2 separate regions of the Mus musculus genome follow, and region 2 is linked to region 1. A link is a loop called in an ENCODE intact Hi-C map of the cell type or tissue named here. Cell type or tissue: left cerebral cortex. All regions are shown on one strand. Links, peaks and the distances in the headings refer to the core of each region. The heading gives the core; the rest is flanking DNA.

Region 1 (15,556 bases), core at 4,337-12,336:
GCTAATTATATTTGATGTAAATTCTGTTCTCCTGTGAGTGGTTGTGAACAAGGACTGAGTCAGTACTCAGGTGATTCCCTGTAAACCTGCTTTCCACCTGAATTTGTAAAATAAAGGAGAGTTGAAGATTGGGCAGAGAGAGGGAAGATGAGATGGATCGGAAAGAGAGAAAAGGAGGTTTGGGGAAGGGTGGCAGAGGAGGAGGAGGAGGAGGAGGAGGAGGAAGAGGAGGAAGAGGAAGAAGAAAAGTGGAGCAGAAGCACCTGGCCTGGAGAAACTGCAAGTTCTAAGGGGTCTCATAGATGTGGAAGATGGCAGTGTAGCAAATATACAATGAAACATGACAAAAATTGTTTATAAGGTTTCAGTATTCCAGCTATAGTGAACCCCTGAATGAACACTAGAAAATGTGGTTTTTAAAGGAGGCAGGGGACACCTTACCTTGTAAGAAAGCAAGCGCCTATCGTCTTTATCCAGTATAAAGCCATCATTTAAATCATCTGCTGATGTATGTTTTGGTTTCTTTTTATTTTCATGTTCATCTTTTCCAAGCATTCTTCGAAGTCTTTCAGCCTAAGGCAGTAAGGAAAGAGAAGTCACCAGCTGCGTTCGTCAAATCTCTGCAGACACTGAGGTACTGAAGAGGCCTGTGGCAGTCAGCTGCACAGTATCTGCTTCAACACAAGAAACCAAGGCCCTAAGCGCACAGGCACGGACTCAATCCAGTGCCAGCGGTTGTTTGTGGGAGGCTGGTACAAAGAAAGGCCTCATATACTGTGTATTTTACTTCATATGATCACCTCACGAATGAAAAGACACTTATGTCTGTACCAATGTGAAATGTAAACACAGCACAATTCAGCCCGCCTTCCAAGATAGAGCAGAAAAGCTTAGAAAGGACAAGCCTGCTGCACTCAGGCCTTGAGAGGGAGCTGAGCCTCTTGGGTGTCAGGCTGGGCCAAGCACTCAGTTACAAGTCACCCGTACCTCCAGCTTCTTGAGCCTCTCTTGCTCCTCCTTTGCTAGTTCCTCTTCTGTTTTCATCCTGTTAGAGGGCTGAGCCTTCATTTCAAAGCCAAGCTCACGAACCATCATGTCATATTCATCGGGCTAAGGGGAAAATAAGATGTTTTTCAGAATTGTTTACAAAAAGTAAAGACCATTCCATTAGTGACTGGACGTCGTATATAAAGAACGGGACAAACCAGGCCTAAGTCTTTTCTTCTGCATAGACAACTGTTCCTGGGGCTAGTGAATGGCTCAACAATTGCAAGTGTTTGCTGTTCTTGCAGAGGACCAGCGTCCCTGGCCCCTGTCCTATGTCCACAGATTCACATCCAGAAGATGCTGCCACCCCTGGCCTGCACAATTACTCACAAGCATATCAATCCCCCACCTAAATAAACAAATAAATCGATGCTGTTGTAATTAGCTCTAAAAACTGAAAAGCAGGTAGACATGTGGGTTAAATGGACATTTCTGCTCATAAAAATTATTTTATAGACTCATATATAACTTATGTGTTATATATAATATATACATATTTATGTTATATTATTTTTGAGCCAGGGTTTCTGTGTGTAGTTCTGGCTGCCCTGGAACTCGATCTGTAGAGCAGACTGGCCTCAAATTGTGGTGGCATACATCTTAAACCCAGCACTTGGGAGGCAAAAACTATTCTTAAAACATATCACCTACTGGGCATAGCAGCATGCCTGGGATCCCAGCATGTGGGAGATGGTAGCAGGAGGCCAAGGTCACTCTTGGTGAAACCTATCTCAAAAAAAAAAAAAAAAAAAAAGCAAGCCAAACCCCACCCAAACTAACAAATGTACTGGTGTAACAAAGATAAACACCACTCATCTGAGTACTAAGCTTAAAACACAGGAACCTACACGAGTCCCAGCAATGCTATGGCTGACTCAGAGAGACACACACACGGCCACGCCGTGATATAATCTAGTAAAATCCTATTTCCTCAGTAGAATCTTGCTACTAAACAAATGTACCATTTTTCAACAGATCTGGAGATTGTAAAAAGCGTCACTGTCAGAGGAAGAGAAAGCAAGCATTAAACAGACCACACATGAATGTCAGGACCGTACGGAAGTTTAGCTTTCCCTTGTTTCTGCCCTACAGTACTTCTCACCTGAGAAACACTGTAATTCACTTAAGGTAGAGAAAAAGGTAACTTTTGGTCACTTCTACCCTGTAACAAACATGAGATAAGCTAACTGAAAGTTGGGCACAGCACCACAGCCCTTTATTCTTGGCAGGAGAAAGAAGTAGGCAGACTTCTGTGAAACTGAGGCAGGCCTGGTCTACACAGAGTTCTAGGCCAGCCAAGGCTACATGGAGAAACTCTGTCTCAAATCAAATCAAATCGAATCAAGACAAAACAAAACAAAGAGGAAGCATTTGTAAGGTCAGCAAAATGGCTCCATGGACCCGAGTTGGCACACACACTGAAAGCCCCCTGAGCAGTTAAGAGCCAAAGATGTTACAGTGTCGAAGTCAACAGATAATAAGCTCACTGTCACTGTAACCTCTTGTGAGGCGAAGGGTGCTGCCCACCTGGGGTTTTTCCTTTTTCTCTTTGTCTTCTGACTTCTTAGGTTTTCGTGACATGAGAATCTGTATTTCTTTCCAGTCTTGGTCCAGCTTCTCTGTGAGCTCAAGGGCATCTTCTCGCTGAGCCTGTCTTTCCCTCTGGGAAGAAAATCCAGCAAATACAAAATCACACACCATCATTATTAGACTTTCACGAGCGGCCTGGAATCAAGGCCAAGGACACACACAATGACCCACCTCATATGAAACGCGTCGACATGAACTAAAGGACCAGAAGCAAGTGTAAGTCTGAGTCAAACAGAAATAGCTTCCTGCTACTACACATCCAAATTCTGAGTAGTACACTGCTAGTTTAATAAGACATACTGTTTCCCAAACACTAAAGCCAACATCAACATCAGAGGTGTAAGCTTAATGGAGATCTAGAATATTCCTTTTCAAAATGAATGGTCCTATATTAAGTTCAGATAGAAATGAAATACAGCTGAGAAATGTCCATGGGAAGGAAGTCTGCCCCATTTTGGTGCTGTGCACATCAGAATGGTAAGCAGCCCACCTTCTCTTGCTTTGACTTTGCAATGAGCTCCTCAATCAGTTCCTTCCGTGTCTTTGGCTTGTCTCCATCCTCGCCCTCCTTCTGAGAGCTGTTCTTGTGGACCCCACCACCAAAGTGGGAAGCAGTCAGTTCAGCTGGAAACAGACAGAAGAAGATACTGTGAAACCTGAGCTCTAACTCTGCAGCCACCTTTGGGTAGAACTCTGTCAACGCTTCTCCAAGGGCAGTTTTAAAAACCTTTTTATACGTGATATGAGTGTGGGCACTGTGTGTCATGGCAATCAAGTAGATGTCAGGGGACAACTGTGGAGTGTCAGTCCTCTCACTCTACCTTTATGTGGGTTTTGGGGAATCAAACTCAGGTTCTCAGGCCACGGCAAAAGCAGCCCTGGCCCCATCAGTTTCTCTGACTTGATTACATCATGTCTTTATTGCCTCCAATGTTAAGACAAAGCTCAACTTCACGCCCACCCCCCTTTTTTCTACTTTTGGTCTCACAGTAAAGCTTCCAGCGTCGTCTGCTTCATTTTTATCTCCCTGTCTTCTGGCATTTCCCTGGCTCCCCTGCGAGGTCTCACTAACCTACAAGCCAGCTCCTAGCCTTCTCCATCCCCCACTCTCTGCAGAAAGGGCTCTACTTGGCCTCCAGCCAACATGCCCAGGACATCCTCAACAGATTCTCTCTCTGCCTTCTCCGACTCTTCGGGCTTCAGCTCTTCTCTTTCTGTTCTGATGACGTTTGTATGGGGACCCGCGGACACTGGGTGTCTTGCTCTACTGTATTTCCTCCTATAGCCTAGGTACAGGCTCTCTCATTGAACCTGAACTCAAGCCCTACCAGCCCCAGGGATCCTCCTGCCTCTGTCCCCACAGCACCATGCTGAGATTTTTCCGTGTTGATGTTTTTAAAAAATTGTAATTATTAGTGTGTGTGTGACTGGAGTGGGGAGCAGGATTACATGTCACAGCACACATGTGGAGGTCAGAGGAGAACTCTGTGGAGTTGTCTGATCTCCTGTTACCAGGCTTGAGGCGCATGCCCAGTGTTCTCACTGAGCGGTCCTGCTGGCCCCACAGCTGGCCTTTCCTTATATGAGTGCTAGGGATGACCAGGCTTGCACTCACACTCACTGGCTTGCACTCACACTCACTGAGTACCTCCCCAACCCGTGCCATTTTTCCTGCATGTTCCTGCTTATTTGGTGGCCTCTGGTTCCTATCTCTCCAGCTGACCTTGGATGTCTCTCCACAGACTCCTCTAAATCTACGTAAAAGTTTTCCTCATTTCAGCAAATGGCAATCCAATCTTCTCTGTGGATTAGGCCAACACATTCACAGTCACCCCATTCCCCGTTCTCCCTCATTCAAATCTAATTACTAGTAAATCCTGTTAGGACGTCCCATCAGACAATGGAATGTCCTGACATAAATGTCTCAGTGGTCCCCCTTGCCCACATGGCTCTGCTGTGGACTTACCGTGAGCCACCAGCCTTCTAGCAGTTCCCACTCCAGACCCTCCACATTTACTGTTTCTCCCACGGGAAGCCTCCTGGCTCCTAAGCTGATAGTATTTGTTCAAACGCCTTCTCAGTGAGCCTGGCAGTGTCTACCTGATGGCATTCTCAGCCCTTTCCTAGGACATATCGCCCACTGCATATCTCACAGACAAGAGAATTTAGTGATCTAACTGTTTACCATCTGAGTCTGACATCTGACATCAACTGCCAAGGTTAAGTATTTGGTATTTTGTTCTCTCACATTTCTCCAGAACTAAGACTAACTGTCACATAAACTATTAACGAATGAATGAATGACTCCTGAATCTCCTGGTAAATTTGGTTTATTTGATATAGTGGTATATTAGTTAAGTAAGGTTAACATTCACTCTGCTTCGTGTTGTTACCTACAGGCACAGGCTAAATACCAGTTCCTGCACAAAGCCGATCTAACAGTCCAACACGAATGCCATAGCTACATCTACTAGGGCAGAATTTATGAACGTTTAGGGAGCTAGGCAATGCAGAAGAGCTCTTGCTAAGTCAATGAGGTGGGTTTTTGCGCAGCTCTAACTCTGTGCTTAGAGATAAAACTGGCTATTGTGGTAGGAATGAACAGTGCTTTATCAGTCCCAAAAGGCATTGGTCACACATACCAACCTACAGCTGAGACAAACATACAAAACAAAGAACAAAAGCAAAAACCCTGACCTATGCAGTTCATCAAGAGGTTAAAATATCATTTCCAGGAGAAAGTCCAACAAGAAACACACTGTCCCTTGCTCCAAGCTACCAGGCTTCTGACTTACCTGACAATGCCCCCCGGTCTTCAGTATCACTGTCACTGTCCACAATGTCATTATGCTTTTCAATGTCAGCCAAGGACTGGCCATAATGAGTCAATTCTTCATCTTCATTTAGGTTGTAGATGTTCTTTTTCTCATGATATCGCTTGACAAAAAGGGTTAACGTCAGTTACTTAAAATTATTGTGTTTATTTCCTAGAAAATTAGTTATTTTCCACTATATGAGAGATATGACCGTACATGATCAGTATGAAAATTATTCTGGATCATTTGAAAGATGATTGAAATACATGCAGAACTTGTTGAGAAAATTTTTTTTTAATTAGGTATTTTCCTCGTTTACATTTTCAATGCTATCCCAAAGGTCCCCCATACCCACCCCCCCCAATCCCCTACCCACCCACTCCCCCTTTTTGGCCCTGGAGTTCCCCTGTACTGGGGCATATAAAGTTTGCAAGTCCAATGGGCCTCTCTTTGCAGTGATGGCCGACTAGGCCATCTTTTGATACATATGCAGCTAGAGACAAGAGCTCCGGGGTACTGGTTAGTTCATATTGTTGTTCCACCTATAGGGTTGCAGTTCCCTTTAGCTCCTTGGGTACTTTCTCTAGCTCCTGCATTGGGGGCCGTGTGACCCATCCAATAGCTGACTGTGATCATCCACTTCTGTGTTTGCTAGGCCCCGGCATAGTCTCACAAGAGAGAGCTATATCTGGGTCCTTTCAGCAAAATCTTGCTAGTGTATGCAATGATGTCAGCATTTGGAAGCTGATTATGGGATGGAGAAAATTCTTATCTAAGTCAACTCGGCTAAGCTAAGCTCCTACTCAGTCTCCCCCTTGGCAATGGTTCCCTACTCACTCCTCCAACCAACAAAGCTGAAGGCAGGACCTCAGCCGACTCTGACACGTTACTATTTGCTATTTGCTCTCGTAAAGGTATTTATCTACTAGTAACTCTTCGACTCTTCAAAGTACCTTCCCCTTTGTCTTCGCAGATGGGACACACCCCTTGAGACATATCCCCTGTACATGGCAGGCAAACCACTCAGAGGTGAACAAGGAGAAGCACCCTTCACCATGGCGGGCCTTGTGTAAAGTTTAGAGCAAAGACGTCCCTGCCATTCTTTTTCCATACCTGTTGCTCCAGAGCAAATCTCTTCATCATCTTTTCCTCTGGGCTTATGTTGCTATTATACTCCCCAAAGCGTTTGTCTGCGAACACATTGGACTTGTTCCTTTCTTTGTACTCCTTTAGTAAAGTTTGGGTTCTCTGGAAAACACATCACACATCAATGATTCTCACATAAAATCTCTATAATCTTCACTGAGGTGGCCACCAGAAGGGGTTGTAAAGTTGAGAAGAATACAGTTTGCCACTTTATTTAATGCTAATAACCAGTACATGTGGCAGGTATACTGCATGAAACTCAAGGCTTAATTAGAAACAGCTGATGTGGTTCTGTTAGATGCCACATTATTCTATTTTCAAATGTCCTCTCTGCCATCCTTGGCCTATAGTTTATACTGGTGAATTATTAGACAGTCATTTGTATTTTTTATAATGCATGCATTGAACCACATACAGGACATACACAGGACAGTGTCAGCTCCTTGCAGTATGGATATTTTACCCAATTCAAAAGAAATTTCCTGCTGGGCAGTGGTGGCGCACACCTTTGATCCCAGCACTTGGGAGGCAGAGGCAGGCGGATTTCTGAGTTCCAAGTCAGCCTGGTCTACAGAGTGAGTTCCCAAGACAGCCAGGGCTACACAGAGAAACACTGTCTCGAAAGAGCAAAAAGAAAAAGAAATTTCCTTACAAAGTTACAATGCGATTCCCTTTAAGGACAGACCCAGATGTGATCAAATACCATAGTGGTGAGGTTATTATTTATTTATTTATTATTTATAATATAAATGTATTAAAAATAAAATTTAAATTAAATTTAAAATAAAATTAGTAATTAAGTTTTTTTAAAAAAGAAATTTCCTTCAATCTAAAGATCTCATGTAAACTGGATCCTTTGTAACAAAGTACAGATTTGTAGCTGTGAAGGGCAAAGGCTAGGTCTTACTTATCCCCTTTACAAACATTACCAATAAGTCTAACCTATTAATTTTCTCAAAGTAACCATGAATTGCCTTTTACTTACTCATTTCTTTTATTTATTTTTTGAGACTCAACTGGAAGTTTTGAGTCTCACCATAAAGCCCTTAAACTCAGAGATCCACCTGTCTCCGATTCCCCAGAGATTAAAGCCACAGCACAAACGGCACTCACAAACTTTTATTTTTTAAAGTCAAACGAACGTCAGCAGTTACATAGAGAATGCCATTTGTTGAACTGGTTTTGAAAGGAAGGTACAATATACTCTTGAGATGGGGCCATAAGAACAAGGATGGAAGCTATGAGGTTATCCCCAAAAGGTACTATTCCAGTGACTTCCCAAGGGACAAGCTCATGAAATTCAGAGGAAGGACAATTTCCAAACATTCAAAGAGCATACTCTGTAAACCCTATCCACGGGACGAATACTGTCATGGTCAAAGCATACAGAGCAGTGGTACAGGGCAGCTCAGAGCTCAGAAGAGATTGACTCTTAGGCCCTAAAAGCTCCAAGAAGAGTCAAGAAGAATGTATACCTGGAAGATCCCAAGGAGGAAGGGTTTCCAGAGGAAGCGCATTCGATATCAAGCAAAGGAGAGGCAGTGTTATGCCTCAGTCCTGATCGTTTTGCTGGCTAGTTTAAGGCAAACTTGACACAAAGTATAGTCATCAGAAAGAAGGGAATTTCAATTGGAAAAAAATACTTTCATAAGACCGGGCTGCAAGCAAGCCCAAAGAGCATTTTACTAATTAGTGATTGACCGCGGAGGGCCCACCTATGTGCTAGCAGCGGTCCTAGGTTCTTTAAGAAAGCAGGCTAAGCAAGCTATAGAGAGCAAGCCAGTAAGCAGCACCCCTCATGACTTCTACATCAGCTCCTGCCTCTAATTTCCTCAATGATGGAAATATATAAGTGTAAGCCAAATAAATCTTTTTCTCCCCAAATGGCTTTCACTAGCCACTGGGCATAGTACGCAGAACCTGGGTAGAGCCTATCCCCTCACCTTCCTGATGGCACGAGCGCGGGACACCCCGGGCAGGCCCACATCGTGGCGCGTCTTCCTGCCAAGGATCTGGAACTTCTGCCGGTTGACTTTCACTTCAAATGGGTTTGGGTTAGTTTTCGCCGGGCCTCCGGACGCCCCTGCGGGCGCTTTGTGGACCTGCCTCCGCGCCCCAGTCCGCTTGGCTTTCCCCATGACATTCACTCCGCCACACTTTGGACGACAGTGCGTACAGACCAAGCAGTTCAAGAAACTCGTGCATAGGATGCTGATGTAAAACCACGCCCAGCTTCGTCTCGCGATGAGTGCGTCAGCTTCCCGTATTTCGCGAGAAGTACACAAGTCCTGGATGACACTAAACAGGCACTACAGTTTACTGGATTAAAGACTACAACTCCCAGGAGGCCACACTTCCTCGACTTCCTGGCGCTGGGCCTTATGGGATCTGTAGTGTCCCGAGAGCCGCCACAGTATCCTCAGACGCCGCCCCGAGGGGAGCTCTCGGGCTCCCTCTGGAGGAAAACCGTTAGCCGGGGCCCAGCTGTCTTGCGAGTTAACTGGCGGCTGCGGCTGCCGCTGCTGGAGCTGTCGCCGTCGCCGCTGGAGACCGCTCTCGAGTTTGTAAGCTCCTCGGTAGGGTAGGGCGCGGCGAAGGTTGAGTGCTGCCCAGGACCCGGCGCTGAGGAGAGAGTTACGCGCCCTGGGCCTGGGCGATGATGCTGAGAGGAGCTCGAGCTACCGCGCGCCGGCGCCGATAGCGGAAGCCCCTTGCCGGGACAGCAACAGAGCTGGAACCCGTAGCGAGCCTACCCGTGTCCCATCTCCGCGGCGACCGCGACGGCGACAGCGACGGCGACGACGGCAGCGCTCCTGTTGGCAGTTGTGGCGACCCCGGAGGAGGCGGAGGAAGAAGCGACAGAGACGGTCGCTGTCGCGGAGGGCCACCGTCCAGAAGCCGCGTTCCTCAAAGGACAAGGGATGCCCCGAGGCTTCTGCCGCGGGTTTAGGATCTCCTTCCCCGCAGCCTTCCCCGTCTCCATTGCCTCGACTCCGAAAAGTTCGACGTCGGAAACCGCGGCAGCGACGGCGCAGGACAGCGATCATGGAACTCGAGAACTTCGTGGCCAACAATCTGTTGCTGAAGGCCCGTCTAGGTGGGTGCACCCCGGGCTCCCCGTCTCCCCGAAGGTAGCGCCTCCTAGGAACTTTAACCTTGGAGAGAATCCTGATTCCTTGGTACCTTATTGTCTAATAAGGGAGTTTTGATTCTACTGGAACCAATTCTGGATTGGAGCTGCAGCTTAGCGGGTGTCAGTCAGTGATCCTGGGCTAACTTTTGTTGTTTTGAAACAGTAGCGCTAGCCTAACAGGCACAAGGGGCTGATTGAGTTCCATCTCACTCTCAGCGCTGCTAATCTGAAAGACAGAGTATGGAAAGTTATGCATTGCACACTTTCTAGGATTACCCAGGCAAAGGTTCCATGGGAAGTAGACGCTATTAAGAAGCTTCAGTGTGTTCACCTCACAGAATGTGAAGTATATTCTTTGAGAAAAACCAGTGAGTAACAGATGTTTTTGATTTTTCTTTTTGTTCCTTTTAAAAATTGATTTTAGCCGGGCAGTGGTGGCGCATGGTGGCACACGCCTTTAATCCCAGCACTCGGGAGGCAGAGGCAGGTGGATTTCTGAGTTGGAATCCAGCCTGGTCTACAAAGTGAGTTCCAGGACAACCAGGGCGACACAGAGAAACATTGTCTCGAAAAACCAACCAACCAACCAAACAAACAAAAAACCCCACAAGTCCATTTACGTTCCAAGTGATTTTCAGGAAGAAGAATCTTAATTGGACAATATAACTATTTTCAATATGGGAAGCCCTAACAAGAAACATTGTCAGAAATTTCTTATAGTGAGTGGTGTCCAGAATTGAATACCAAACTAAGGGCTTTGAAACCCCTGTGAGCAAGGAGCAGAGAGAGGAGGCTTGAAGCAGGAAGATCCTCTGTGCAATGGCAGTCTAGGCTCCATAGTCTGCGAACTATGGAGTAGACTATGAGTTCTACTATAGTAGAACTATGGAGACTAGAGCTATCATCAAAGAAACAAACAAATGAAAGAAAAGACATTACTCTGTCAGTATTTTTGAATTAATACTATTATTCAAAATAATACTGTTTTGAGGGGCTGGCAAGATGGCTCAGTGGTTAAGAGTGCTGACTGCTCAACCATCCGTAATGAGATCTGACGCCCTCTTCTGGTGTGCCTGAAGACAGTTACAGTGTACTTAACGTAGAATAATAAATAAATCAATAAATCTTCTGGCCAGATCGAGGGGGTTCAATTTCCAACAACCACATGATGGCTCACAACCATCTGTACACCTAGTGTACTCATATACATAAAATAAATATTTTTTTTAAATCCCCTTCAAGGACTAATTGGAATTTGGAGTGAGAAACAACATGAACAGTCGAATGTTCTACTGAAAGAGAAGCAAGTGCATACTTCTGAGTCTTTCCTAACTGCCTTAAGAGAAAACCAAGACCTGGTTCTCTTCCCACTCATTCTTACTTTTTCTATTCAAAACAGTATTTTTTTAAAGTTTTTATTTATTATATGTAAGTACACTGTAGCTGTCCACAGATACTCCAAAAGAGGGCATTAGATTTCGTTACGGATGGTTGTGAGCCACCATGTGGTTGCTGGGATTTGAATTCGGGACCTTCGGTAGAGCAGTGAGTGCTCTTAACTGCTGAGCCACCTCTCCATTCCCTTGAAGGGATTTCTTTTTTTTTTTTTAAGATTTATTTATTTTTATTATATGTAAGTACACTGTAGCTGTCTTCAGACACTCCAGAAGAGGGAGTCAGATCTCATTACGAGTGGTTGTGAGCCACCATGTGGTTGCTGGGATTTGAACTCCGGACCTTCGGAAGAGCAGTCGGGTGCTCTTACCCACTGAGCCATCTCACCAGCCCCTTGAATGGATTTCTTAATGGAAATAAAATCTAATCAATTTTAGGTTTTTCTCTTCTTTCTACCTTCATATCTGGTTACAGTGTCTGAGAACAGGGAATATTGCATTAGGTTTTATTATAATGATGTAGATAATTTTAAACCCCACAAAAACCTGGGTTCAATCACCAGGATTCATGCAAAAAGCCAGGGCATGGTGTTTATAATCTCAGCCGTGGGAAACAAAGACAAATGGGTAACACGCACACGCGCGTGTGAGAAGTCAAAGAACAAATTCGAGGGCTTGGTTCTCAGCCCTTCACTGACTGATCTTAGCTTGAGTGGCAGGGATAGAAATTAAAAACTAGAAGTTGGGTGTATCAGAGGTAGAACATTTGACTAACCTGTGTAAGGCTCTGATTAAATCCCCAGCACCATAGAGAAACGGGGATGCGGGGAGAGACAAGCAAAGCCTGCTATCTAAACTTGTTCCCTCACTTGTTTAGGAAATAGATTGAGGTATTTCAGAGATGTGGGAAACACATGCCCTATAAAAGGAGGCAAGGAATGCTGAGCCCTATTCATGGGCTTGGCATCTAGCTAGATGAGTAAGCCTATTTAAATTCCACAGTAGCAATCTTTCTGGAAGCCAGAGGCCTGAGATCCCAGAGAAGGTTACCTGTCCATGAACACCAGAACAAGCAGTGGACTTACACTCAGTGGCAACTTTGTCCTCCTTGGGCATACCTATGAAAGTCAGACCAATGCTATCTATGCTGGATGATGGCTCTAGTCTGTGTGGTGGGGCCTTTGGACATTAGGAATGTGGCTGCTGCTAAAACACTGGCAAGTGTGCTTATTAAATGTTTATTTATTTTTTAAGGCTGAATTTGTGAGGGAAAGTAATGAGTGTTTTTAACATGTTAACATAAGGTGCTCTGGGCAGTGGGCTGTTGAATTCAGAGCTTCTAGTCTCAAGGTTTACAGTAGAGTATGTGAGGAGCACAAGATGACTAAAAGCCCTTGGGCCTATACCAGCCTCGTCTGTTGGAGCAGAGCTACATTTGATATATCTCACAGTTTTTCAAGCCACTGCATTGCAGACAGTTCACCAGAGCTCAAGGAAATGTAGACTTCTTCCTCCCAGTTTTCTGAGTCTTAGTTGACAGTTAAAGCTATGTTACGACGCTATTGGGTGACAGTAGAATTTTGTCTTGCAATGTTTGAGATTAAAGATTTAATTTCTCTGACTTAAGGAAAGTTTTAGTTTTAACAGATCCTTTAAAAACATTGCAGGTTAGCTCTTTTCCCCCTTTTGCTTTCATCATGAGTGCCTGTGTCTGACTTAGGGTTACTAGTGCTGAGATGAGACATTATGACCAAAGCAACTTGGAGAGGAAAGGATTTATTTCAGTTTACACTTCCAGGCAATCTATCACTGAGAGAAGTCAGTGGAGGAACTCAAACAGGGCAGGAAACTGACATAGAATCTGATGCAGAGCCATGAGGAGTGCTGTGTACTGGTTCCTTGTGGCCTACTCAGTCTGCTTCCTTTTATGAGGGGAGGAAAGAGGGGCTTCGGGGTAGGGTTTCTTTATGTAGCCTTAGCTATTCTGAAATTTACTCTGTAGATCAGGCTGGCCTTGAACTCAGAGCTTCACCTGCTTCTGAGTACTGGGATTAAAGGCTTTTGAGCCACTGCCTGGCACAACAAAATCACTGTTAAGCAACCATTTTTCTTTTCTTCATTCCCAAGATCTCACATTAATAAAGATATCACAATATGAAACATTTTACAAACTTAAAATGTCCTACAACCTTTAAAAGTTCAAACATGGAGCTGGAGAGATGGCTCAGTGGTTAAGAGCACCGACTGCTCTTCCTAAGGTCCTGAGTTCAAATCCCAGCAACCACATGGTGGCTCACAACCATCCGTAATGAGATTTGACGCCCTCTTCTGGTGCATCTGAAGACAGCTACAGTGTACTTAGATATAATAATAATAATAAATAAATCGTTAAAAAAAAGTTCAAACAAAAAAATATTTAGTCTCTTAAACTTCTAAAGACTTTTAAAATATAATGTCTATCAGTTGTGGGCTCCTATAAAATAAAAAATAAGTTAAATACTTTACTTCAAAAGGGAAGAACCAGGGCATGACAGAATAAATCAAAGCAAAACCAAATTTTAACTGCATAGGCAATTCCAAGTGTAGTGTGTGGGATCCACTCATGATTTCCTGGGCTTCTCCAAAGGGTTTGGATAAGTTTCTGGCCTTGTGCTCTGCAGACTGTCTTTGGGGTTCTGGCTGGCTCTACTCTGCTGCTGCTGGTGTTCTTGCTGGCCATCCCATGGAATCTCCAAAAGTGCTGGGGGCTCTTGCTGCAACTGGGCTGCACTTCCACCAATAGCCTCTCTTGGGCCTTCTTCAAGGATTCCAGCCCTGCCACACTAAGCCTCACCCGTTCTCTGTGGCCACTCCACACCATCAAAACCAGTACTACCCAGGTGAGCCTTACACTACCAAGTTCAGCTGCCACTTCTGGAACACAGCTTGTCTGTGCTGACCCTGGTGAAACACTTCTCATAAGACCTCACCTCAGTGGTACTGTTCTCTTAATTATAGCTGATTCTTTAGCCCCAGCTGACCAACATCCACTGTCCCAGCAAAGCAAAGGTTTTACGTTAGTGATTCGGGTCTCTTGTTAATTACAGTGATTCTTCAGCTTCAGCTGACCCAGCCACCATAGATTCTTCACATGGTCTGCTAGAATCTTTACTTTATAAATTTCCCTCCAAAACTTGATAAGCCGGGCCTCCATAGTCTTTACTCCTCTTAACATTCTTATCTTTCAAGCTCCTGTAGAACAGCTCATGGGGGTGGGGGTGGGGGGCTGGAGAGATGGCTCAGTGGTGAAGCACACTGATTGCTCTCCCAGAGGTCCTGAGTTCAATTCCCAGCAACCACATGGTGGCTCACAACCATCTGTAATGGGATCTGATGCCTTCTTCTGGTGTGTCTGAAGACAGCTACAGTGTACTCATATACATAAAATAAATGAATCTTAAAAAAAAAAAAAAAAAGAACAGCTCATGGAACTCTTTAACACTCAATGGCATTTCTAGCCCAAAGTCCCAAGTTCCTTCCCCAATCCTCACCAAAACAGGTGAGGTCAGGTCGTCACAGCGATACCACACTATCCTAGTATCAACTTCTGTTCTAGTTAGGATTACTATTGCTATGATGAAACACCATGACCAGGGGTGGCCCCACCCACAATGGGTAGGCCCTCCTCCATCAATTACTAATTAAGAAAATGTCCTACAGGCTTGCCTACAGGTTGACCTTATGGAGGCATTTTTTAAATTGAAGTTCCTTTCTCTCAGATGACTACAGTTTGTGTCAAACACTAACCAGCATAGCCCTCTTCCCCAGTCTTCTAGGGGTTCTTACCCCATGTTCTTCAAGTCTGTGTGCATGTGATCCTCCTTATAGGGAGGTTTCCTTAAATACTACCTAGTCACAATGGCATCTGCCACCATTTCCCTTCAATTTTATTTCATACTGTTAACCATAATATTATCTAATTACTTCTATTGTGTGGCTTATAATATTCTCTCCCTTGCTTAGGATATGGGAGTGGGGGTGCTGAAAAGATAGCTCAGCAGTTAAGAACTTTTGTTTCTCTTGCAAGAGAACATAGATTTGGTTCCTAGCATCCAGTTTTATGGAATGATGGAAGGCTCATAACCTTCCATAATTCCAGTTCCAGAAGATCTGACACCCTCTTCTGACCTCCATGGATTCCAGGCATGCACATGGTGCACTTACATAAATGCAGGCAAAAAATGATACATATACAATAAAATTTTAAAAAAATTTAAAAAGAATATAGAGGGTGGGCTTTATTTTTGTCGTTGGAGATGAAACACGGGCATCCACACGTGTGTGCTCTCACCACTGAATTCTACTTCCACCCCAGACTCTACTTTCTTAAGAGATTAAAAAAATATTGTGTGTATATCCCTACTTCCCCTTGCCTTTGTGTGAGTGTCTGT
Region 2 (15,556 bases), core at 4,258-12,257, 240 kb after region 1:
AGCCTGAGGGGTGTAACAAGCAGGTGATGGGCTGGCCTTGGGGGAGTGGGGGGCAGGGCAGAGTGCTGGGAGTCAAGCTTGGCATTGAAGGTTCTAGGCACAAGGGTGGGAGCCTCTGTGAAAGGGCACAGGCTCTGGACAAATCAGAGTAGTAAAGGGGGGGGAGGGCAGTTGAGAGACAAGGGACACTGGACGCTGGGGGTCTCTTGTCCTCCTCATGCCATCTCCATCCACCTGGCACGCTTTTTATCTTCTCAGGTATGGAAACTCGGGTGGTCACCCAAGCCTGGAGGGGATTTTGGCACAGTGTTTCCTGAGATCCCTGTAGAGTTCCTCCAGGAGAAGGAGATCCTCAAGGAGTTCATCTACCGCATCAACACCCTAGGTATCCCACCACAGTCCTCTTCAGTCCCCATGTGCCACCTCCGAGACCTGAAGCCTCAGGGTAGGGCCATCGCACTCGGCAACTGAAAAGGTTCTGGGGTGGTAATGATGCAGTACAAATAGAATTATGGTGAAAAGTAGACCTAGGTGTAGATGGATGAGTATAGTGTGGGGGTTGCATACCAGGCTTCTTTGTAACTGTCAGAGGAAGCCAGTTCTGTCTTCACATTGTCTATTCAAACTAAGCCATATAGGTGGGTTGGGGATGTGCTTCACTGTAGTGTTTGTCTAGCACGAGGAAGCCCAGGCGTCAGTCTCCAGAGCCGCAACAACAGACTAAGTAGTGGAAGTCATGTCCTCATGTCTTCCTGCTTGCCACTTTGACATTGTGTTCTCACTCGAATCATTTTTCTTATATGCAGAATGAGCAGCTTGGGAAAACATGGCAAGCTAGGTGTCACAGGGACAGAGTGATAGAATGAGGGAAGGTAGATTTGGCCAGACAGCCCTGCTCATCCCTTTGCTGACAGGGTAGGATCTTCAGTGCTGTGGTCCATAGAATGGAGACTGGGTCTATTTTTTATGTTTGCTACGGATGTGAACATGAAAAATACACTTAGTGTCTCAGTAAGCAGTAGCATGAGTAGTTTTCCTGTCAGGACTCTTCTGCTTTCTGAAGCACAGTCTAAATTGCTGCTGCTGCTGCTGCTGCTTATCATTATTATTATTATACCTCCTCCTCCCTCTCTTCCTCCTCCTCCCTCTCCTCTTCCTCCTTCTTTGATTCCTTCTTTTTTGCCCATTTTCTGGATGAGGGTGTGTCTTTTGTTTTTGTTTGTTTTTTGTTTTTTGGGTTTTTTTGTTTTTCAAGACAGGGTTCTCTGTGTAGCCCTGGCTGTCCTGGAACTCACTCTGTAGACCAGGCTGGCCTTGAACTCAGAAATCCACTTTCCTCTGCCTCCCAAGTGCTGGGATTAAAGGCGTGCGCCACCACCACCTGCCTGAGGATGTGTCTTAATCACTGTTCTGTGAAGAGACACCATGACCAAGGCAACTCTTATGAAGGAAAACATTTAGTTGGTGGCTTACTTATAGTTTCAGAAAGTTAATTCATTATCATCATGGCGAAAGCAGACAGTCATGGTGCCGGAGCAGTAGCTGAGAGCTTTACATCCTAATCCACAGGCAGCAGGCAGAGAGAGGGAGATAGAGATAGAGAGACAGGGCCTGGTGTGGGCTTTTCAAACCTCAAGGCCCAGTCACAGTGACAAACCTCCTCCAGCAAGGCCATACCTCCTAATCCTTCACAAATAGTATATCACCTAGTTACCAAGGATGTAAATGTATGAGCCTATGGACACCAATCTGACTTGGTTTTGTGGTTATAGTCCTCATAGCCTTTCCCTTCTGGGGTATTTCCTAAGAGTCTGGTCACCAGACCCACTGCCTGGTCCAAGTTAGGCCCTAGGGATTCTTCAAGTTTTCTTATTCGGATCTCAGCAACCTACCTCTACTTCATCACTGTGCGCAGTAACTCCTGAGAAGGAATCCGGCACCTCCCATGAAGGACATTTTACTTCCAATCTTAGTTGCTTTTCTGTCGCTATGATAAACACCATGACCAAAAGCAACTTGAGGAAGAAAAGGTTTATTTCTCTTTATAGCTTATAAGTATATCACTGAAGGAAGCCAGGGCAGGAACACAGGACAGGAACCTAGAGGCAGAAACAGGAGCAGAGGCCATAGAGGAGCGCCACTTACCAGCTTGCTCACCAAGGCTTGCTCAGCCCGCTTTCTCAAAGCACTCAGGACTGTCACCCCAGAGGTGGTTCTACCAATATAGGCTGGGCCCTACCACATTGATCACTAATTAAGAAAACTCCCTTCAAACTTACTTATAGGCCAATATTTGGGGGTAGCTTTTCAACTGAGAGTTCCTCTTCCTAGATGATTCTAGCTTGTGTCAAGTTGACATAACTAGCCAGCACATTGCCTTTGCTCCTGCCCACTTATGCCTTCCCTGGGCAGTTATCAGTTGGGTCTGTCTCCTGGTGTCAGTATTCACTTGAATCTGAGTTATACCCCATGTTCCAGGAGGTCCTAGCACTTGATGCTCTACTTTTCTGCTCCTCTTTACTGCATTCTGGCCTTACAAGGAGTGCTGTAGATATTTTTGGGTCTTGGTGGGAACATCAAGTGCAGCTATTTATTGAACTTTCTCTGATTGGCCTCCTAGACTGCTAGAGTGGTCCTAGCCTGATACCATGCTTTTTTTTTTTTTTTTTTTTTAAAGTCTGTCTCCGGGGTGGCTTTCACTGTTTGCATTTACTTACTTTGTGGAGGCAGGACCCACGTGAACATCTCATAGTGCAGCATGCACATGGAGGGCAGAGGACAGCTGACAGGAATTGGTTCCCTCCTCCTTCCATGTGGTCCCTGAATTGAGAATTGGACTCAGATTGTCAGGCATCTCGCTGGCAGTCTGTTTAATCTCACTGGTTTTATAGAGACAGAATTATTATCTCTATGGTTCTGTGGTCTGCTCTGAGGTCTCACTTAAGGTGAGACTTTTAAAATGCTTCGTGGGCAGGACTAGCCTAGGTGATTAATGCCTTTGTAGACAGCCTGTCACTGTCCTATACAGTGGGGGATTGAAGGGCAATCTGGCCTGTGCCTCTTGGCCTTGATAGCATAACTGGTCTCCATGTGCTGCTATATCCTTTATGATAGATGGAGAGAATGGCAGCCCTCATGCTGTAGGATTGCTCTGAAGGTGGTGTCCTAGGAGCAGCACTGATGGGATTACATCGTCAGTGTCTCCTCATGGGTTTGGCGAGTCAGGAAACTAATGTAATGATTGATTCCCAGGGTGGACCAATCGTACCCAGTTCGAAGAAACTTGGGCCACCCTCCTTGGTGTCCTGGTGACTCAGCCCCTGGTGATGGAACAGGAAGAGAGCCCACCAGAGGTGAGACTTCCATAACTAGGGGGTGGCTAACTGGAATCCTATAGCTGTGAAAGCTGGTGACTCTGTGTTTTGAAACAGAAAAACAGGCTGATCATGTACCAACTGATGGTGCAGAGTAAAGACAAATGCCCTGAGAGGCTTGGAGACTGAGGCTTCCAGTAGCTAGGTTGTGTCTTTCACTACATACATTCCACTCTGATGATCAATGAACTGGTTCTTCAGTACTGTTATGTTTTACTTACTTACCATGATCTGAAAGAATGTCATTGAGCTAAAACAAAAAAGACAATGAATCTAGGCCATGCACATGTACTTGTTTGGTTGGGTTTTATTGCTGTTGTTGTTTGTTTGTTTGTTTTAACTAACTTATAGGTTTTGCTTTGTTAGCTTAATTGCTTTGTTAGTATTAATATGACATGAATAACCGCCATATATTTGTAAAATGAAGGAGGTTCTGAATGTTAAAGTACTGGGATATAAGCCCTTGATTCTAAGAAATATGTAGTAAACTGTGGAAATGACAGAGAAGAAGGTAAATCTATATAGATCACAGGCCATCAGTATTATCTTCAAACTCATCTGTAACTGCCAGGCTGCCATAGGCAGTGTTCTAAAATGATGATAGAATTTAAGAACAATTTTCTCCAAGGTAAATTTCTATTTGGAGTTCTATGCCAAACATTTGGATACTCCAAGTCTCAGGTATGTAGGTAGGTATAACCAGTGCTGAGCAAACTTGGACTTAAGACCCTGGCTGTGGGAAGCCATAGCTCTTAAGTGATCTGATATTCCTGTATGAGGCCATGTGGCCTATGGGCACTGTGTGAATTAGAGGCAGGATGAGTAGTTGGTATCTTCTTATCATGTTGTCAATGTGTGGACTGTTTCTCTAGGAAGACACAGAAAGAACCCAGATCCATGTCCTGGCTGTGCAGGCCATCACCTCTCTAGTGCTCAGTGCAATGACCGTGCCTGTGGCTGGCAATCCAGCTGTAAGCTGCTTGGAGCAACAGCCCCGGAACAAGCCACTGAAGGCTCTCGATACCAGGTTTGCCTGCGTTCTTATGTGGGCCAGTGCAGAGGATGGTGAGGTAGCCCACTTCCCCTAGCCCTCTCCTTTGTAATAAGAATTGATGTAACAATTAATTCTTACTGGTTCTTTCAGTACTGTTAATTTTTTCGTCTGTGGCCTTGCCCTGAGATACAGATACAAAAGGGATTTTTGTCAATGGTGACAACTGAGAATTTAGTCTGATATGTTATGGACTTCACTGGGTGTTCTGGCTCAGACTTGTGGGTCAAGAATGAGCACCTACTGAAGGGTTTGTTTTTTGTTAAACCAGCTGCTTCAGGCAAGTGAAAGATAATTCCTGGTGGCTTTCACTTCTCTGATGTTTGAAGGAAGCAAACATGTTTTTTCCTTGGTTCTGAATTTTAGATTTGGAAGAAAGCTGAGCATGATCAGAGGGATTGTAGAACAAGAAATCCAAGAGATGGTTTCCCAGAGAGAGAATACTGCCACTCACCATTCTCACCAGGCGTGGGATCCTGTCCCTTCTCTGTTACCAGCTACTACAGGTACAGGAAGAAGCTAGAACAATAGTGTGGCTTAACAAGGAGGCTTTGTGCTGAGTGTATTGCCCCCATTCACAAGTCTCATGCTTCGTCTAGACCACCATGAGCATCAGGGTGTATCACCTCACTTAAATGAAAAGCACTTTCTTTCCATTGTGTATGTTAATTGTACAAAGTTTTGTATTTCATAAGGACATTTTCATACAAGCACATAATGTATATTGAATGAGCCACCCCCAAAACCTCCTTACCATTCCCTTTGCCCATCTTCCCTTCCCTTTGCTGTCCCCACTATGTTATTGTTGTACAAACTGCTTCCATCTCATAATTACTAAATTGTTTTAGGAATTGTTTGTTGTTGTAAATTTAAGTACCTTGAAGACTTTATTTGGGAAAGTTTGTGTATGGAAATGCAATGTGTCATTTATCCCAAAACGGTTTTGGCAGCTTTGAAGTAAACAGAGCACTGAGACTTTAAATACTCATGGGACTTAGACCGTGAGGAGCTTCTTTCTGTGCAGGTAGCATGGGTGAGAAATGGCATACTTGCTCTGGAACGTCTTGAGAGAGGTGTGGATAGATGGCATGGCAGCTCAGAGTACAGCTGTGGGGAGGACAGTAGAGTACCTTGGGGGAGGGTGGGCAGTGTGAGATCCAATGGAGTTAACTTGAGGCAGCCATCGAAGAAGAGATAGTCTAGTTTGCCCACTGGGCCTGACAGCTCAACAGGCTGCAAACGGACAGTATTCCAAGACCTACAGCCTCTGCATAGCTGGAGTATCCTGCCTGTGGGGAGCAGTCTCATTGGGCAAATATCTGTCCAGGCAGGAGCAGGGTCTCATGCAGTGCTGTGCTGATGTTTGGCAGGTGCTCTTATCAGCCATGACAAGCTGCTGCTGCAGATCAACCCAGAGCGGGAGCCAGGCAACATGAGCTACAAGCTGGGCCAGGTAGGTCAGTTTTACCAATCCACACCCTTCTATAAGGACTGTAGGCTGGAATTATAACCACTTTGAGCTTGAGCCACATACCACATTCAGAGAAAAGTTTTTATGTACTTTATTCTAGATTTTAATATATTTTACATATAAGCATACAGATGTTTATAAAACTTGTGAGACAGGAGAGAAACAAGAAGCATGAAAGGTCAGGGAGGAGAGAATGGAGTCAGCTGAGTGCTGTCAGGCAGATGCACTACTGAAAGTTTCCTGGCTGCTAGCTGAGAGGGTAGCTAAGTATCCAGCTCAGCAGGCAGCTGGCAGTTGGACAGTTCACTTCATTCAGAACAGTAGGGATAGCTGACAGCTACTGACTGTAGGGTCAGGGAGATGTGGTACCTGCTGCCTTTCTAGACAAACTCTTCTGTGCCTTCCTACCTTTACAGAGAAACTTCCACCCTAAGATAAGTCACAGTGATGGTTAGAATGTGATGTGCTTTTGATGCAGTGTTTCTGAAGATGAGGTGATGAGTAAGATGCCTGGGGCTCCTGGGCACATGATCATATTCTAGGTTCCATGTCCCTGTTGTCACATTGTCCCTTATGGCTGTGTTGAACTCATCTGTCTGTTTCCTTCAGTACTTGAGGCCAGCTCCAATGTCTGCAACCTGAATGTAGTAGGACTGTGTGGGGCCAAAGTATAGATTTAGCCCTGCCTTGCCTGGGATACCTGCCAGCTATTAAAAAAAACTGCCGGGCTGCGCTGCCACTCCATTTTGGGGAAAGAGATGGTAGAAGGGGCTGGGCATGGAGAACACTGGCACCTGGAGTCACAGCTCACAGCTTGTCTTCACTGAAGCTGAGATCTGAGATCATAAGGAAAAATGCAGGAGGATTTGTAGAGGAGCAATCAAAACGGAAGTCACTGTTCATCCTGAGAATGCAAAGACCACTTCATCTGCAACTACATTTAGGAGCTTGGGGCTCTTGGCTGCTCCTTATACCTTCCTAAAACAAACGCATCTCCTTCTGCATCCTTGGAGAAATTTCTGTAACCAAGCAGCCCAGAAAATCAGGTTTTATAATTGGAAAACACAAATGAGTGGGACCAGGTGTATAAAATCCATGTATGGGCATTCTCTCCAGGGTGTGGTCAGCTGTCACTTAGAAGCACTTAGTGTCACTCTTTGGTGTTGCTTTTACTTCATACCCTCTCCAGACACTCATTCAGGCTTTGAACCTGAGGTCAGACATTGGAGCTGGCCTCAAGTACTGAAGGAAACAGACAGATGAGTTCAACACAGCCATAAGGGACAATGTGACAACAGGGACATGGAACCTAGAATATGATCATGTGCCCAGGAGCCCCAGGCATCTTACTCATCACCTGCCAACAGTTTAGAACATTTACCTTACTACCCAGGGGTTCCACTGATAGTAACATTTGGGTCTGAGTGAATCATTACTGTGGCCATATGTGCTCAGACCAGGAAGACCTGATTGTACCTACCCAAGAAGAACCTGAGGCCTTTACCTATGTCCTTATCTCTGGTGCCTGCTTCTATGACAGGTGTCCATACACTCCGTGTGGCTGGGAAATAACATCACACCCCTGAGAGAGGAGGAATGGGATGAGGAAGAAGAGGAAGAAAGTGATGTCCCTGCACCAACGTCACCACCTGTGTCTCCAGTCAATTCCAGGTTTACTGGCTCTTTTTTTTTTTTTTTTTTTTTTAATAAGAAATTTGAGATTTCTTCTCAGTCACTTATTTGGGGTCCTCTTGAGGCTAACCTCTCATTTCTGTATGGGGAAAATATCCATGTTTCACACTCTGCAGAAAACACCGTGCCGGGGTTGATATTCACTCCTGTTCGCAGTTTCTGCTTGAATTGTACAGCCGATGGATCCTGCCATCCAGTGCAGCCAGAAGGACCCCCGTCATCCTGATCAGTGAAGTGGTTCGATCTGTAAGTTTGCTTTCCCCTCACCCAGAGGCATCTGTACACCATACACACACACTTGAACGTGTGCATACACACACACACAATCATGCACAGGCACATATGCACACACGTGTACTAAATACAAGCGACAGACACATTACACAAACTTCACCTATATGCACCAGATACCATATACATAAATACACACATGTGCCATGCATTCACCAAATAGATACACAGACACATACACACACAAATATATACAAATAAACAAGCACACACAGATACGCACACATAGACACATACACACCTCATCTCTAATGTCTCAGAACCTGTAAAGGACTCCTGCAGGCCTCCCAGGTATGGAGGGACAGAATGTGTGAAGTTGGTGGCGAGACAGATATTTTTTTTTCAGATCCAGATCAGGTAAATACTCTGAAATGTAACAGCAGTGAGTGGTGTGCCTTCCAGAGACCCAGCGTGTCTCTCTCTTCCAGAGTAGTAACAAACAACTGTGTGCCTTATCCTTCTAAGCCAATACTCTCCAAGAAGCACTGGTTCAGAAGAGCAGTGTCAGAGAAGGAGTAGTCTCATTATACTTCACTACTCCACACTTCCCGACAGTCCCAAACAAAGGGTCGTCAGTGACATCTTTCAATATCGTCAGGGCTGGATCGAAAGGCTCTAAGACACTGACTTGGTCTGAAAGTGATAGAGGGAGCTGGAGAGAGTGGTAGTTAAGAGGACAACAGCTGCTTTTCTGAAGGACCCGGATCTGTTCCCAGAACTTACACAGGGGCTCACATTTTAGGCTGCCTTTCTAACATCCCTCCAGGTGTAATTCTTGTTCTGATTCTCCATGTCTCCAGCTTCTTGTAGTGTCAGACTTATTCACCGAACGTACCCAGTTTGAAATGATGTATCTGACGCTGACAGAACTACGGAGAGTGCACCCTTCAGAAGATGAGATCCTCATTCAGTACCTGGTGCCTGCCACCTGTAAGGCAGCTGCTGTCCTTGGAATGGTGAGTGAGGGTAGTGCAGAGGCCGCCCCCATTGAAGCTGCTTGGGACTGCACTGCTTTGGGACCTTGTATTGGTCACATGTGCTACATGCATCTGCATAGTTCAGAGTCCTGTCCCAAGCCAAGCTCCCTGGCACATGTGGACCATGGCTCTGGTCAGCTAAAAGACTTCGGTGCCTTTTGGTGCTGTTCCCACAGAGACTGGGATGTGGTGAGCATGGCTGGAGTACTTGTCTCCCTTGGCTCACTGTATGCTGTTACAGTGAGCACCTCTCCAGAATACAGAATGCAGAAGGTATGGTAGCACTAGGACAGCACAGAGTGAAACTGGGTCACACTTCTGCCAGTCTGTCACTTGGCAGCCCCACTCCATTTCTCTGGTGGGGTCTAGCTCCCACTGTACTGCTCAGCCTACACAGGCTTCCCTGGTGAGCTTGTTGTCATAGTAACCTTTCACTTCTACTTTGAGAAATGTAGATCTTGATCCTTAACATCATGATTTTCTTGGTCTAGTTGTGTTGCTGTCACAAAACACCTTAGACAGGGTAAATAAACAACAGATAGGAACTGCTTATAATTCTCGAGACTGGGAAGCCCCAAATCAAGGTGCTCTGGGACGCCTGGTGTGCACCTCCTGGCTTCTCCAGCTCATCGGCATTTCCCATTATTTTGCTGCCGAGTTATCAGCATTTAGCTAGTACTACTTGGTTGTCTTTCATATGTACATATTTTTAGGTGCTTCTCAGAACATGGTTCAGACATACACGTGAAAGTAATCGCCTATGGGTTCTGCCTCTTGTTGGAGCATATTGGAGGGCATCAACACTCAGGAAAGGGGACAGACCTTAGACTGTTGATATTGGCTCTTTTGTCCTGTCACTTACTATTAAATTATTATTGTGTTTTTAAATTATGTTAAAATGTTATCATTAAATGTTGAAAATTATCATGTTTTTAATCTCTGTTTCCTGGGATCCAATTTTGTGACAACATAAGAAACTGTTTAGGGATTGGAAAGATGGCTCAGTGGTTAAGAGCACTTGGTTCTCTTACAGAATATCTGGGTTCATTCTTAGCACTCACATTGTCAGCTCATAACCGGCACCCTCTTCTGGCTTCTACAAGTACACATGCATATTTACCATGTGGACACATACATGTATACCACATATAAAAATAAGAGTAATTTTAATAAGGAAACTTCTTTGTTCATAGACACGTGAGTGGCTGCTATGTGTGATGTAGTTAGGACTGCTGGCAGGAGTAGTGTGGAAGAGCCTGCTGGGGACCATTCCCCATGGGTCATATGTGCCATGCCCTCTCTTGTTAGTAAGACAGTGCTATTATCACTGTGGCCACAATTATCTGATGGCATCTTTTACATACCTGTGTAACCCTGTGCAGTCTCACAGAGCAGCAGTACACATAGATCATGGCACAGCATGACTCCCACCTCTCCTTACTGCTCTGCTAGAGGATCTGTTGTCACTGAACCTAGGGGCTAGAACAGGTATACAGCATGGGTGGCCATAGCACCATCCAGAGAACAGGAACAATGAGCACTTAGTCCCCCTATGTGAGCACACTCTTCAAAGCAGGCGTCCTCTGGGTGCTGTCAGGACTGACCGTGTGCTTGTGGGAGGTCCATTTTCCTTCTTGGGGTGGCTTCAGTGGCTTAACTTTCCTTGTAACTGTGGTTTTGTGCTCAAGCCCAAGTTCCTCAGGCAAAATGTAAATCAAATGCATCAGGCAAATAAAGAATGGTCATTTTTAAGAAACGACCCCAAGGCAGAATGGCAAATGGCTCCAGTTCCCAGCTCTGTGTATACAAGCAGCTTGCTTGAAGGCAGTGTCTTCTGAGAGGCTTCCAGCCTGTTTTGTGCTGCTACAAGCTGTGCTGCATTGCTTTTCCAGGGGAAAGGGACGCTCACCTCAGATGCGCTACTGATGATCCAAGCCCAGCTTGTGAATCACTGTATTAACTGGCTTTCCTCATAGGAACTTGAGTGAAGGCTTATTTATTGGAGCTGAGGGACCCCAAAACAGCTGCATACTAAAAAATTCTACCACGGCATGGGTGATAATACTCCCAAAGCTACATAAATAGAGTCATAGTCTCCTCCTTCACTTAACCTTTCCCAAGACCAGGTGCAGTGGGGGCAGGATGGTGTGCAGCATCTGATAAGGGAACACTAGAATCCTGTGCTTGGGAGAGAGAGTCTGGTAGGAATACAGGTAATCCCAGCTCCTCTGATTTCTAGATGGCATAACCATGTCATGTCCAGAGGACAGTGTTTCACAGTATGTGTCAGATTGTCACTTTTCTTTGCCCGTCATTAGATCTGCAGCCTTCAACAACGTATCCTGATGTTATGCTTGCAGGAGTGTGGCCAGAGCCCTAGGTTGTACTGTCCTTAGGAAGGACTCACAGCTCAATGGGGATAGCCTGGGAAGGGGGATGAGAAGGAAGTAACTGGCAAAGACTGTTAACCCTCTTTAGCCTGACACCATCAGATACAGACTCCCCTGGAGGGCTAGATGACCAGAAGGCCTCTTACATCATGAGATCAAATGAGTCCTTAGCCAGCCTTTCCTGGGGGTGGGGCAGTCAGACAATGAAATGCTGCCCTTGGATTGCAGAACACAACAGCAGTCTTCAGTGCTGAAGGAGTCATGTTTCAAGGTGTGTACTCCCACATTTAGAAAACCTAGTGGAAGTGATACCATGTCAGTCAAGGTTAGCACAAATTAATGTCAGGAGCTTCACAACTACCAACAGAGGATCCAGACCAAGGTTTATTATAGTGAAGAGACATGAGGCAAAAATCAGCTGAAGGAGAAGGTTCCTGGGTAAAGCCTAGAAAACCAGTGTGAATACTATTCCTGAATAGTCATACAGATCACAAATCATCCAGTAGGTAGACAAGGAGCAGACAACATATATGAGCTGTTGCTACAGGGGCCAGCAGAACTCAGAATCCAGGGTTGTTAGAAGTAGCAGGTTACAGGAACACCCGCTGCCCAGCACATACCACAGCTCCAAAAGAGAAAGTAAGTGTGGTCACAAATCACATTTTCTTCATAAGGTAAACCCTCTCTCAACTTGAAGTGTTTAGATAGGGTTGGCACTGTACACCAACATCTCCTGGATGAATTTCAATCATTTTGTGGACTCTGCTATGTGCGCAACTATTGCTAGGCTCTTTCAACCTCAGGGAAGCAGGCTGTTGGCAATCAGCCATCAGTCTGCCTCCAACAGCTCATGTCTGTGCTTGTATCCAGGACAAAACTGTGGCAGAGCCAGTCAGCCGCCTACTGGAGAGCACACTGAGGAGCAGCCACCTGCCCAGCCAGATCGGAGCCCTGCACGGCATCCTCTATGTGTTGGAGTGTGACCTCTTGGATGACACTGCAAAGCAGCTCATTCCAGTTGTTAGTGACTATCTGCTGTCCAACCTCAAAGGAATAGCCCAGTGAGTGGGGCTGGTTGGGTGGGCTACAGGCTTTGGTGTGGTCTTAACAAAAACAGAAAAAAGAAAAAAGAAAATAAAAGTCTCTAATTCGATTTTCAAAGTATATGCCAGAACAGACATGGTAACAAATGCTTATGATCCAGCATTTAAGAAACGAAGGCAGGCCAGGTGGTGGTGGCGCACACCTTTGATCCCAGCACTCGGGAGGCAGAGGCAGGCAGATTTCTGAGTTTGAGGCCAGCCTGGTCTACAAAGTGAGTTCCAGTACAGCCAGCAGAGCTATACAGAAAAACCCTGTCTCGAAAAACCAAAAAGAAAGAAAGAAAGAAAGAAAGAAAGAAAGAAAGAAAGAAAGAAAGAAAGAAAGAAAGAAAGAAAGAAGGAAGGAAAGGAAGGAAAGGAAGGAAAGGAAGGAAAGGAAGGAAAGGAAGGAAAGGAAGGAAGGAAGGAAGGAAGGAAGGAAGGAAGGAAGGAAGGAAGGAAGGAAGGAAGGAAAGGCAGGAAAATTGACATAAGCTTGAAACCAGCCAGGGCTACAGATGAGATCCTGTCCCAAAAAGAGTAACAGAGTGTATGCCAGGTCCTGGTAAGTAGCAGACAGGAAACCCAGGGAAATAGTAGTTATGAGACACAGGACACAAATCTACATCAGATGGTTTCTTGGATTTTTCTAGCAAGATGCTCTCCACTGGCACTTAGCACACTGCTGTGTGGATAGCAGCCTTATCCCGTGCTGCCAGACTCAGCCTCCTCTTCAGTTTATGATCAGCACCTTGTTTCCTGTGAGGCCCTTTTCCCTGCTCTGATCTCCCACCTCCCCCTAAAGACAGCTCACATGCAGCTGTACCTGGATATGTTGCTGGTCCTTTTGAAAATACGTTGGGTCCATCACAGCTCTATCTTAGAAGCAGAAGGAGGTGTTATGGTGTGATGGAGCATAGCTAGGCACTCAGAGGCACGAGCTAGGGATGCAACGGGTCTTGGAGGAAAAGTCCAGGTGTTCTGTGACGGGATTGTAGATTGAGAGGTGGAGAGTAAATTTGGAGATGGTAAAGTCTTAGGCTGACAGACAGCTACTGGGAGGAGGTGGCATTCTGACAGATGATCAGAAGTGCATTTTGGGGGCCCAACAGGCAGTGGCAAGTTGAACTGGAACAGAGATAGTGGCTTGTAGCCAGCCTTCCTTGTAGTCCTTGGCTGAATAGTAACCTACTATGTACAGGGTGGGCAAGCAGCCACCCATTGCCCCTGTGATCACACATCCTGGCCTGGAGCAGATTTGGGTAGGTTCTGTGAAATCATAATCTGTGCTAAGGAATGAAGAGGACACAGAGGACTGAAGACAGGTAGGAGGAGCTTACAAGTCCAAATCAGATAATCACATAGACCTTGCTCAATGCTTTGGGCAGAGGGTCCTGTACAAAACAGTGGCCAGTTCCTAGGAGTGGCAGTGTCATTTGAACAGATCTGAAAGGGGGTAGAAGAGATAGAGTGTGGCTCCTTTGTTTATGGTGCCATTGGTCTAACTCATATTCCAGCCAGGCCCCTGCTGCTGCCATTGGGCAAAGAGGCACCAACTGGAGATCCCATGAGTTAGAGTGTTACAAGTTAGCAAATGCATGGAGCAAACAGACACCCTGAAGAACCCTGACTAAGAACATAAAGAATGTTCAGGGAGAGTGAAGTGGTCTATGGACAGGTACAGAATTGGAGATGGCATGCTAAGCTAAGGCCATGCAGCTCTGGAGTGTAATCCCTAGGCCATCCAGGTGAAAAGGCCTGGAGAAGCTGACATGACCCCAGAGCTCTGTACTCAATAGATGTGGGTGGATAATGCTTTAAAACTGTCCCCTCTGCAGACAGGCAGGGGCTGCTGTATGTGACTGGGTATGATTATGTGTCTCCCATTCTTAGCTGCGTGAACATTCACAGCCAGCAGCATGTGCTGGTAATGTGTGCCACTGCTTTCTACCTGATGGAAAACTACCCTCTGGATGTGGGACCAGAATTTTCAGCATCTGTGATACAGGTGAGAGGGCTCTATTGAACATAGGCAGGTTACCATATTAACTGTACCAGTGGGTCATTGTGCTTTTGGGGAAGATAAGAATAAGCCTTTCTTCTTGTCTAGATGTGTGGAGTAATGCTGTCTGGAAGTGAGGAGTCCACCCCCTCCATCATTTACCACTGTGCCCTCCGGGGTCTGGAGCGGCTCCTGCTGTCTGAGCAGCTATCTCGGCTAGACACAGAGTCCTTGGTCAAGCTAAGTGTGGACAGAGTGAATGTACAAAGCCCACACAGGGCCATGGCAGCCCTAGGCCTGATGCTCACCTGCATGTACACAGGTGAGTGAGTTGTAAGGGTCATAGACTCACCCAAAGACTCAAGCCAGGCCTCATGGTGTGGCAGTCTTAGTGTGGCCCTAAGACATCCTGGTCACCTTTCCAGAAATTTAGGGCTCAAGGCAAGAGAGTAGCTCACATGATATCACCAAGTATTGATATCAGAGCTGCCTCTGGCCACTGCATCCCTGAGAGTTGGAAGAAAGTTGGGCTGGGTCCTGCCTTGCTAGGGACTGTAATCACCTGTTTTTGAAGGATCTCTGCCTATCTGGTAAAGTCCTGTTTGAGCCACTGAGTGCAGATTTCAAAACTCTTGGGCTTCTGTTCTGTATAGCCTACTTAGTGTTTTTGTTTCAGGAAAGGAAAAAGCCAGTCCAGGCAGAGCTTCTGACCCCAGCCCTGCTACACCTGACAGCGAGTCTGTGATTGTAGCTATGGAGCGAGTGTCTGTTCTCTTTGATAGGTAAGACATGCAGCAAATCTCTACCTCTAACCTCAGTAGTCATTGACTGCCCTAGAGCCACAGCCAGAGCAGTTCTTCTGTGTGTATTTGTTCATTCTCTTGAACTCTAAAATGTATCTTTGCAGCCATTTTTCCAGTGCATGCATATTCACAGAGCACCACCTGCAAACCAGACTCAGAGACAACTGGACCCATGCAGGTGTACAACCAAACCACTGCCCTGGTGGATCCCATAGGCCACTGCTGAGGAAATAGATACTCCTGGAGTATAGCCAAGTGCTGTGGTGGGGCTCAGGCCATATCCACAGGAAGGAGGCATGGCTAAGGGTCTGAGTCACTTGTGTACTTCTCAGCTGTATACCACAGTTGTGTGGCATTAGTGGAATAATCATAGGTCAGCGGTCTTTAAGGATGCTGCTGAGGTAAGGGTAAAGTGTTGGATGT

What was found. Hi-C counts contacts between places; a loop is a spot of excess contacts. Peaks named below come from ENCODE experiments on the same cell type or tissue, not always from the same donor. Only the 100,000 strongest peaks of a DNase experiment are listed, where the experiment ranks them.
Region 2: it touches region 1 in a loop (2.4-fold over the local background); 1 of 42 quality-filtered maps calls a loop at or near these places.

The regions. Positions count from the first base shown.
Region 1 is chr5:34,651,309-34,666,864 of GRCm38, forward strand. It overlaps Nop14 (NOP14 nucleolar protein), which reads right to left and starts at 8,840. Exons shown (of 18, transcript NM_029278.2): 1 at 8,543-8,840; 2 at 6,567-6,701; 3 at 5,433-5,574; 4 at 3,128-3,261; 5 at 2,575-2,709; 6 at 988-1,110; 7 at 442-573. The coding sequence starts at 8,737. It overlaps Grk4 (G protein-coupled receptor kinase 4), which reads left to right and starts at 9,071. Exons shown (of 16, transcript NM_019497.2): 1 at 9,071-9,696. The coding sequence starts at 9,645. It overlaps Gm15522 (predicted gene 15522), which reads left to right. Exons shown (of 2, transcript NR_168516.1): 2 at 553-1,168. In left cerebral cortex, for the core only: CTCF peaks have their summits at 9,056 (motif pointing left) and 10,768 (motif pointing left); DNase peaks (open chromatin) are centred at 8,951 and 12,080; H3K4me3 peaks cover 2,255 bases; H3K27ac peaks cover 1,009 bases.
Region 2 is chr5:34,891,093-34,906,648 of GRCm38, forward strand. Htt (huntingtin) reads left to right here. Exons shown (of 67, transcript NM_010414.3): 53 at 259-385; 54 at 3,253-3,353; 55 at 4,247-4,401; 56 at 4,792-4,931; 57 at 5,796-5,878; 58 at 7,437-7,567; 59 at 7,705-7,834; 60 at 8,680-8,835; 61 at 12,117-12,307; 62 at 14,222-14,336; 63 at 14,439-14,652; 64 at 15,007-15,112. Among named protein-coding and RNA genes, the nearest start is that of Msantd1, 17 kb to the right of the region's middle. In left cerebral cortex, for the core only: a CTCF peak has its summit at 12,151; DNase peaks (open chromatin) are centred at 9,182 and 12,083.